Linked DNA regions of Homo sapiens: region 2 is linked to region 1. The links are chromatin contacts, found by Hi-C or POLR2A ChIA-PET in ENCODE. All regions are on one chromosome and are shown on one strand. The core of a region is the stretch at or near the end of the contact, and the rest is flanking DNA. Distances in the headings are between cores, read along the strand shown.

Region 1 (4,280 bases), core at 709-3,208:
TAGCTAGAGGATTGTAAATGCACCAATCAGCACTCTGTGTCTCGCTAAAGGTTTGTAAATGCACCAATCAGTGCTCTGTGTCTAGCTAATCTAGTGGGGACTTGGAGAACTTTTGTGTCTGGCTCAGGGATTGTAAGCACACCAATCAGCACCCCGTCAAAACAGACCAATCAGCTCTCTGTAAAACAGACCAAACAGCTCTCTGTAAAATGGACCAATCAGCAGGATGTGGGTGGGGCCATATAAGGGAATAAAAGCAGGCTGCCCGAACCAGTAGTGGCAATCAGGTGAGGTCCTCTTTCCTGCCGCGGAGGTTTTTTTTCTTTTGCTCTTTGTAATAAATCTCGCTGCTGCTCGCTTTTTGGGTCTGTACTGCCTTTATGAGCTGTAACACCCAACACGAAGATCTGCAGCTTCACTTCTGAGGCCAGCCAGACCACGAACCCACCGGGAGGAATGAACAACTCCAAGAGCGCAGCCTTAAGAGCTATAACCATTTGCCGCGAAAGTCTGCAGCTTCAGTCCGGAAGCCAGCGAGACCACGAACCCACCAGAAAGAAGAAACTCTGAACACGTCCGAACATCAGAAGGAACAAACTCCAGACACACCATCTTTAAGAACTGTAACACTCACCGCGAGGGTCCGTGGCTTCATTCTTGAAGGCAGTGAGACCAAGAACCCACCAATTTCCGACACAATAGCACCCAAGCATCAACTTCACTCTGGTGGCTGGCGGGGGCCACTAGGAGGGCACATCCTCTGTAATCCATCCCAACGTGGGACATGGAGGGTGGGCTGTGTGTCACAGGGCGGAGCAACGATCTCTGCCACCTGAACGACGAAACAGGAGAAAAGCTTGTGAAACAAAGCCCTCCATGGCCCAGGTGAAGAAAAACATCTAGACAGATGAGCAAAATGGGTTTCCTCTCCTAGCGGAAAACTTACCATTTTAAAAGGTTATTCTGACCCAGAAAATAACGCTCTTGCCCTCCCCCCACCCCCAACACCCCACACACATACATCATGCATGAATACACACTGAAAAACTATGGCACAGACACACAGTCACACGCAGCATTAGAAGAATCCTGGGCCAGGTCAACTCTGTTGTCAGTATCAGCAAGTCTCAAAGTGAGCCCTCTGAAACCCCTGTGATCCCCTCTCCTCCCTCTCCCACACTCGTGATGACAGCTCCTTGTGGCTAAGTTCAGCACCAAGTAAGGAAGAAGTGCCTGCAACAAGCTTGCTTGAGGAGGAAAAACAGTAAGGCGGCAGGTGTCGGAAGCAAGTCACCCCCGGGAAAAGTCAGGGAGAAGTGGCCACATGCCCCTCTGGGGTCAGGATTAGAGCTCAGAAAATGACTCATTTGTCTCTACAACCCCGCAGTAGCGCTTCCAAACATGAGAGGGGGGTCACAAGCCCAGACAGGGTGAATTTGTTATTAAACAAACCAATGGAGGGCAGGCAGCACATATGTTCACGTTTCCTGCCTCTCCCATCTCTTTTTGGAACTGAATGAGCCCCTTCAAACAGCAGGCTTTTGGAATCCTGTCAGTTTCCTCGTTTACCACAGAGACAATATCTGCGCACTAAATAGTTTCCCAACTATAACCCTCCAAAATCAGGCTGGGCGCGGTGGCTCACGCCTGTCATCCCAGCACTTTGGGAGGCGGAAGCAGGTGGATCACTTCAGGTCAGAAGTTCAAGACCAGCCTGGCCAACATGGTGAAACCCCGTCTCTACTGAAAATACAAAAACTAGCCAGGTGTGGTGGCACACACCTGTAATCCCGGGATTACAGGAGGCTGAGGCAGGAGAATCTCTTGAGCCTAGGAGGTGAAGATTGCAGTGAGCTGAGATCGTGCCACAGCACTACAGCCTGGGCAAGAGTGAGACTCTGTCTCAAACAAAACAAAACAAAAAAGTCATTTGCATCAAGTCAGCCACTTCCTGCAGAGTCTGTTGAAGAGCACACACAGAAAAACAAATTGCCTAAGAGCAAGGTACCCTGGAGTACTCCGTTAAGGGGCTGATCTCATTACCGTAGTTTAGGATTCAGGTGCCAAGGATGACAAAATGAACTGCCTTGCTTTATTTCATAATTCAGTGTTTCCCAGCCTTCCACTATTCATTTTGGGAAAGAGTTGTCAAAAACCCATAGTTATTTCTCCCAGCAACCTGGGAGGGGAAGGAAGGAAAGTCACTCAGGCTTAGTCACATGTCTTTCTGGCGTGCCAGAGGCTTTGTCCATTGGGGATACTTCAATCCTCTTTCCCAGCTGAGGCCTTAAACTATTTGTTTAAATGAAAATCTGAAATAAAACTACAGCTGTTATCAAGAACAGGCAGGAGATCCTGTCATCTTGGTTCCATGGATCAAGCAGAGGGCCAGTGTTCAGTGTTTGTGAAGAGCACCGGCGTGATTTTCCAGCAGCGGAGGACAGCCCCAATGCAGTGTGCAGCCCTGTGAGCTGGGGAAGGCAGACAGAGGTTGGCCAACTGGCAGGAGCCAGAAGATTTTCTTCATGTTCGGGTCTCAATGGAAAACTCAGAAGTGACTGCCAAACACGTTCCGGGAATCTTCTCCATTTCCCATTTGAGCGCTGAGCACACGGGGCACCTCCACAGTCACAGTCTTCTTCGGTTTTAAACAACAGGGGCAAAGGTTCCAATGTGACCAACCTGTCACAAGTACTGACAGTATTCACAAATGCCTTCTTCCTGCCAGAAATGCAGAGAGACCCAACCAGGCACCCGGCACCTCCACACGGTGGAGACAAGCCACGTGACTGAGTGTTTAAAGCAAAGAGAAGGGAAATCACAGCATTGAAAAATGATTTGGAACAAACAAGCACGATGGAGGCCACTTCGGGGGAAAGCTGACATTTGTCTAAAATGGAAAAATCCAAACGCACTTTCCAAAGCATCAAGCTGGGAATAGTCATTGTCCCTCATATAATATTCAATTTGCAACAGGAAAAAAGCAGATTTTGCCACTTATTTAAGTGTTGCTTTTACTTGTCCAAACCGGGTAGGTATAGGGTGGAAGAGGATGTGAGTTATGATTCTCCCAGGTGGGGATCTCTCTTTGAAAGCACTAGGCCCTCAAACTCCAAATTAACCAGGCACTCCCACTTTCTATCCCAAATCCCATCAGAGCAGGGAGAACCAAGTCTCAGGGAACCTCAGGGGAACTCTGAATTCCATGCAATTGGCTGAGCGACATTCTCGGCACACATAGCCTGCCGTTTCCATGAAAGCACTCTGGACTGACCTGGACCCTTGAGTTCGGGTGCCTGTGAGTACCCAGGACCACTCAGGAACACCAGGGAAACAGACTGAGGCTGCAGGACTGTGGCCCCTCTTTCTCCACTGTTCTGTCTGCAATCAAGTTCTGGCTGGAGTCTAGACGGATTCTTCCAAGGTTAGAGCAAAATGCCCTATCAGGATCACCAGCTGTATCCCTTAGCTAATGCTCTGAGAGATCATGGCCAGTTTTTAATAAGCTCAAATCGTCTTAACGAGAAGTCAAAGAATTTGAACCTCCCCCTTAACGTCCCCAACCTTGGAGCTGTTGTCATGACTGCGGAGGCGAGAACTTCACCTTTGAAACTCAGCCTCCTACCAGACAATTCTTTCCTAATGACCATTTCCCATAAAAGACCAGTGCTCCTGAAGCGTGCCGTGTGGTGCCTGCCTTTTATAACAGCAGTTGACCACAGTTGTTGTTCTACACATCGGTGTGAATATTTGATTGATGCCCCCCACCCCCACCCCAACCAGGGTCAGGCAGAAATTTCTTTTCGCTCACCATTGTATTGCCAGTGCACAGCATGCAACTTAGTAAGTGATTAATCAATGTTTGTTGTGGGCCAGGCACAGTGGCTCATGCCTGTAGTCCCAGCACTTTGGGAGGCCAAGGTGGGCAGATCACTTGAAGTCAGGAGTTAGAGACCAGCCTGGCCAATATGGTGAAACCCCATCTCTACTAGAAATACAAAAATTAGCTGGGAATGGTGGCGCACACCTGTAATCCCAGCTACTTGGGAGGCTGAGACAGGAGAATTGCTTGAACTTGGAAGGCAGAGGCTGTATTGCACTCTAGCCTGGGCAACAGTGAGACTCCGTCTCTCAAAAAAAAAAAAAAAGTTTGTTTAATTAATATTAATATTTATTAATAAAATGAGTAAAATGTGGTGTTTCCAGTGTTCTCAATGGCCTTCCTTGTTTAACCACTCAGTTGACTTAACCCAGGAGAAATGTTAATTCTGACTGGCACT
Region 2 (4,280 bases), core at 899-3,398, 150 kb before region 1:
AATGTAAAGCTGGATGGGTTATCAGGTGTTCTTTGCTAGCTTTAGTGAGTCTGTGGAGTGAAGATTGTTTCAGCAGCATCTGGTTCTCCCTGGTCCCACTTGTTACTCCTTCCTTTGGGGTGACTTGGTACTGTTGGGTTTATCTGGGGGTGTAAGGGATCATAGAGGGACCTCGAACCCCCTTGGCTCTGCTGCCATCTAACTCAGTGACCGAATAACTTAGCCACGCTAGGCCCACTGAACTGTCCAACATAGATCTGATCTGTCACATCACTTTGTGCCCTAAACTTCTATTTCTTCTAGCATCAAGAGGCAGAGTGTGAGAACAGGCATTTTTTTTTCAAAAAGATCTGAGAAACATGTTTCCAAAAGATTTTTATTGAGGCTACAGGGAGAGGGAGGTTGATTAGCAGGGAGCCATGCTAAAAGGGAGGGGGCTAGAGATAGCAAACGAAGGTTGGTTAAATGATATGAAGGATCTCTTTCAATCTGCTCTTGAGACTCTGACTTAAGATCATTAATATACTTTACAGAATAATATATATTCTATATTATATATTCTAATATTAATGATCTTATATATTCTAATGTACTTTATAGAATAATATATATTCTATGTAATATATATTCTAATATTAATAACCTTAAGTCAGAGTCTCACTAGTAGAAAAGCTACTGGAAAGCTATAAAGTTTAGAATGACTCTGAAGTATTAGTATGATTTTGCTTTGTTTCCATAATATGGATTCAATGGGGTAGCTGATTTCTATCCAGTGTGGTACATTAGTAATGGCTGAGTGCTCTGAGGATGACAGTATCTTATTTGATGTACCTTCAGCACTAACAGTCTTATAATAATCGGTGTTCATTGTTTGTTGAACAAATAAATGATGTGTATTTGATTGGTAGAGGAGTTGACCATCTGGTAACAAATAGCATGTTTTGAAAATATATCTCTCTGCCCCCCTAAAGTGGCCAGGTGCCAGAATACCAGCGACCAAGTCAGCTGAGAGACATTACTGCAATGCAACTGGATTGGCTGGTGAAGCTGTAATGGAGGGAAGGTAAATTTAGGCCTAGAAATAGAACAACGAGGGTCAAATCTGAAGGTCAGGGAGAGAGTAGCCTGAGAGAACAATGATGAAGTCTAGAGCTTGGAGGAACGGGAGCTGGGTCAAGCCATCCAGGTCTTTGCCCTGTGAACAGAATCCATGTCCCCAAGGGACAGGCTGTGCAGGAAGTTGTGTTGGACTGGCCGGCTCTAATGGACTCATTGAAAGCTGGTCTGGGCATAATTGCCATACAAATGGGTATTGTGTAAGAAAAAAAAGTCTGCCATCTGGAAAAAGGAAGAAAATGGACACATTTTCTGCATCATCTACATTAGATAAAAACTTCTTATGCAAGTTGGCAATTTTTTATGTGTTTGCCCCAACTGAGCCCTGCAGCTCACCACCCTGCCAGTATTATAGGATCAGTATAAAAATTCCTGTTGTTTTGCTGACTTAGGTATTCACCAAGGAATTATTTGTGAGGCAGACCTGAAAAGCAATTATGTGTAAAGTACAATAAGTTGGTTCTCCTTGAGAGGGGTTGCTGAGAGGGAACTTTCTGGGAGCCTCTCTGGATTTTTGGCACACATACTTTCCTCCTAATGTCTTGTGGCATGTAGTAATATTTTTTCCAACTCTTAGTCACAGTTTTTTACTTTGTTCCTTGACTTCGGGGCTTCTTTAGGTAACATCCACAGACATATTGGAGCTTTTTCTTTTTACCACAGATCTTTACAGCTTCTCAACTTATTGTGGCATGTCCTGGGGATTGACAGGGAGAGAGTGGGACAGGGGAACGAGTGAGATTTCTGCTGTTTAAAAGATGGCTTTTCTCAGGTTGGTAGCCACAGAAACATCTGTGGGCTACCTGGGAAGGATTTTAAAACATTCATGAGGTGGCCTCCTTCTTACCCTGCTCCTGACCTTCCCTTACCCCACCTCCCTGCCTGTTCTCCCCAGCGTGAGTGTGAGAAAGTACATTTGCAGCTGTCTCCACCTGATGGCTTCTGTGTGTGGCCTCAGCCGTGAAATGCTGAATGTTTGCATGGGGTTTGCTGAGAGCCAAGTCAAGGAACAAGCATGTTGGTGAAAGGCCAAATGCCCATCTTGTGTAGCTTCTCCAGTTTCACTCTTGATCCAAGCTGGAGCATATTCTCCAACTTGAAGAAAGCCAATGAGTGCTTTGAAAAGGGACCAGGAACTTGGTGTTTTATTCTTAGCTACTAGAGCAGAATTCTGGTCCACCATAAGTCAGCACTTTCTGTTTACTGATCAGCAGATGGTCCTGGCTGATTCCTGGTTGTACAGCTCACCCACTGCCACATGGGCCACTTGGACACTGCCTTTGTATTTTCATAATCCTCTCTTCCCCTTGTACATGGAGTTTTCTAATTTACTTGTGACAAAATAAAAGATAAAAGTTCTCCAAGACCCAAGATTTCCCATGTTGTGAGATATATTATTTCCTGCCATTGAACAGATTGTTTTATGATTCCAGCCAGGAGAGTTTTTAGTGATAGGGTAATATTCTCTTTTTTCTCTTAATATTTCCTCAGTTGTTCTTAGACTGCCTATAGCCTCCAATGGACTTCTGTAATAAAAGTGCTTCAATATTTTCTTTCTAGTGATAAACAGTCAATAGGCTTAATATAGTCATTCTCCAAAACAACCGGCTATGTTTCTTTGCTATATTAATACTATAGCACAAATGGTTAATTCCCCAATAGTGGTAGCAGGCAAGCCTAGGTTGACCAGGTGTACCAAATGGGCAATGAGAATTATTATTTATCTAATGTAATTTTAAGGGGGGAAGAGATTTGCAGAAAAGCATAGCCTTATCAAAAAAATTAAGTATGCAGTCATTTTGAGTAAACTGGAATTTAGAAAAATAACTGAATAGATGATTCTACTGTTTCTATTAGAAACAAGATGTGAATCTACAGGACAGACTGGCCTGAGGACCCAGTCCTTTCGACCTTGGGGTATCAGTGATAGGGAGAGATCGAAAGCCTATGGATTAGAGAGGAAGTTCTACCTGGTAAGGGGGTCCAGCCTCCCTCAGGCAGCATTCTGCCATCCCTTTTGAGACAAGTCCTCACCAAATTGACTTCCCTTCCATGTCCGTTGAAAAGCCCACCATGTTTTTTCTTGTCTTCTCATTCTGTTGCTCTTTCTGTGTTTCTTCTGCTTCACCCATCCAAACCCTAATCCCCACCTCCACCAAGAAGTCTTCTCTGACTACCTGGCTTTCCCATGCATTCACATCATATCTGTTACCTTTCTCTTTGTATTAACTTGTCCGTGTACTCTATTGACAGCTGCTTAAGGATTGGACAGTAACCTACTCAGTAACCACTTACTAAATTAAATGATTTAATAGTTGTTAAATTTAACATCTGGTATCTATTGGTCCTTTTATAACAGTAGTTGCTTGTCCTCATACTAAATTTCAGGTCAGCCCTGGGAAGTACTGTAAGTATTCTTTAATACTTACTCATTGTCATCATATGAGTTGCTTTTAACTATTTGTTAAGGGTATAAATTCAAAAGTAAAATTTTTGCTTTCTCTTATCCTCATTTTTCACTCCCCAGATATAACAAATGTTAACAGTTTGTATGCACCCTCCTAGAAGTTTGTATATATATGCGAACATAAATGGGAGCCTATTACATATACTCTTCTGCGCTCTGATTTTTAAATAATTTATCCTAGAGATCTTTCTATCTCTTCACGCTTATTTTTTTTCTTACTTGCGTTGTTGTACCCCATTGTATAAATAATCAATTATTGATTTAATCAGTTCCCTGTTGATGAACATTTAGGTGATTTCCAGTTTTCTCGGTAACGATAATATTACACTGATGGTTCTCCTGCATTCCTTATTAGTGCTTTTTGCTAATACCACTCCTCAAAGGGATTAAAGATCCTAGATCCATATCCCCACTGAAGAAGAGCTGCAACCCCTCTTAAAGCCTGCCACCAGTGTGCCCTCTTCTCCCTTTCTTTTTTTTTTTTTCCTTCCTTGCAGTCAACTCTTGCTAACCCTATGATTGCCCACAAGCAATACATTTAAACCAGGGACCCAGCTGAAATGCTTTAATGGACAACACAAAGTGGGAGACTAAATATGTGAAGCTATAGCAAGTACAAGTGACTCACCAACCTATTTGCATCTGGATCTCTTGCCCACTATCTACTAACATTTTTCCTATCAAAGCTGCTTAATGA

What was found. A loop is a pair of places that touch in the nucleus more often than their neighbours do. ChIA-PET counts read pairs that join two places held with the same protein, here RNA polymerase II (POLR2A). Pooled maps may share reads with other maps.
Region 2: a loop to region 1 is called in a pooled map, with 2.2 times the contacts of the local background. The contact joins two enhancer-like sites. A Hi-C loop is called at or near these places in 3 of 168 maps with a recorded cell type or tissue (CD4-positive, alpha-beta T cell and naive thymus-derived CD4-positive, alpha-beta T cell), 1 of 37 single-sample maps with no recorded cell type and 8 of 50 pooled maps. POLR2A ChIA-PET finds 5 or more read pairs at or near these places in 5 of 52 experiments (AG04450, CD8-positive, alpha-beta T cell, T-cell and 2 more).

The regions. Positions count from the first base shown.
Region 1 is chr5:126,850,114-126,854,393 of GRCh38, reverse strand. No RefSeq gene overlaps it. Among named protein-coding and RNA genes, the nearest start is that of LMNB1, 75 kb to the right of the region's middle. Within about 2 kb of position 1,958, at least 15 of the 41 ENCODE cell types and tissues checked have a DNase peak (open chromatin) inside an H3K27ac peak, as active enhancers do.
Region 2 is chr5:126,996,324-127,000,603 of GRCh38, reverse strand. The region is part of intron 1 of MARCHF3 (membrane associated ring-CH-type finger 3); the gene reads left to right. Among named protein-coding and RNA genes, the nearest start is that of MARCHF3, 32 kb to the left of the region's middle. Within about 2 kb of position 2,148, at least 5 of the 41 ENCODE cell types and tissues checked have a DNase peak (open chromatin) inside an H3K27ac peak, as active enhancers do.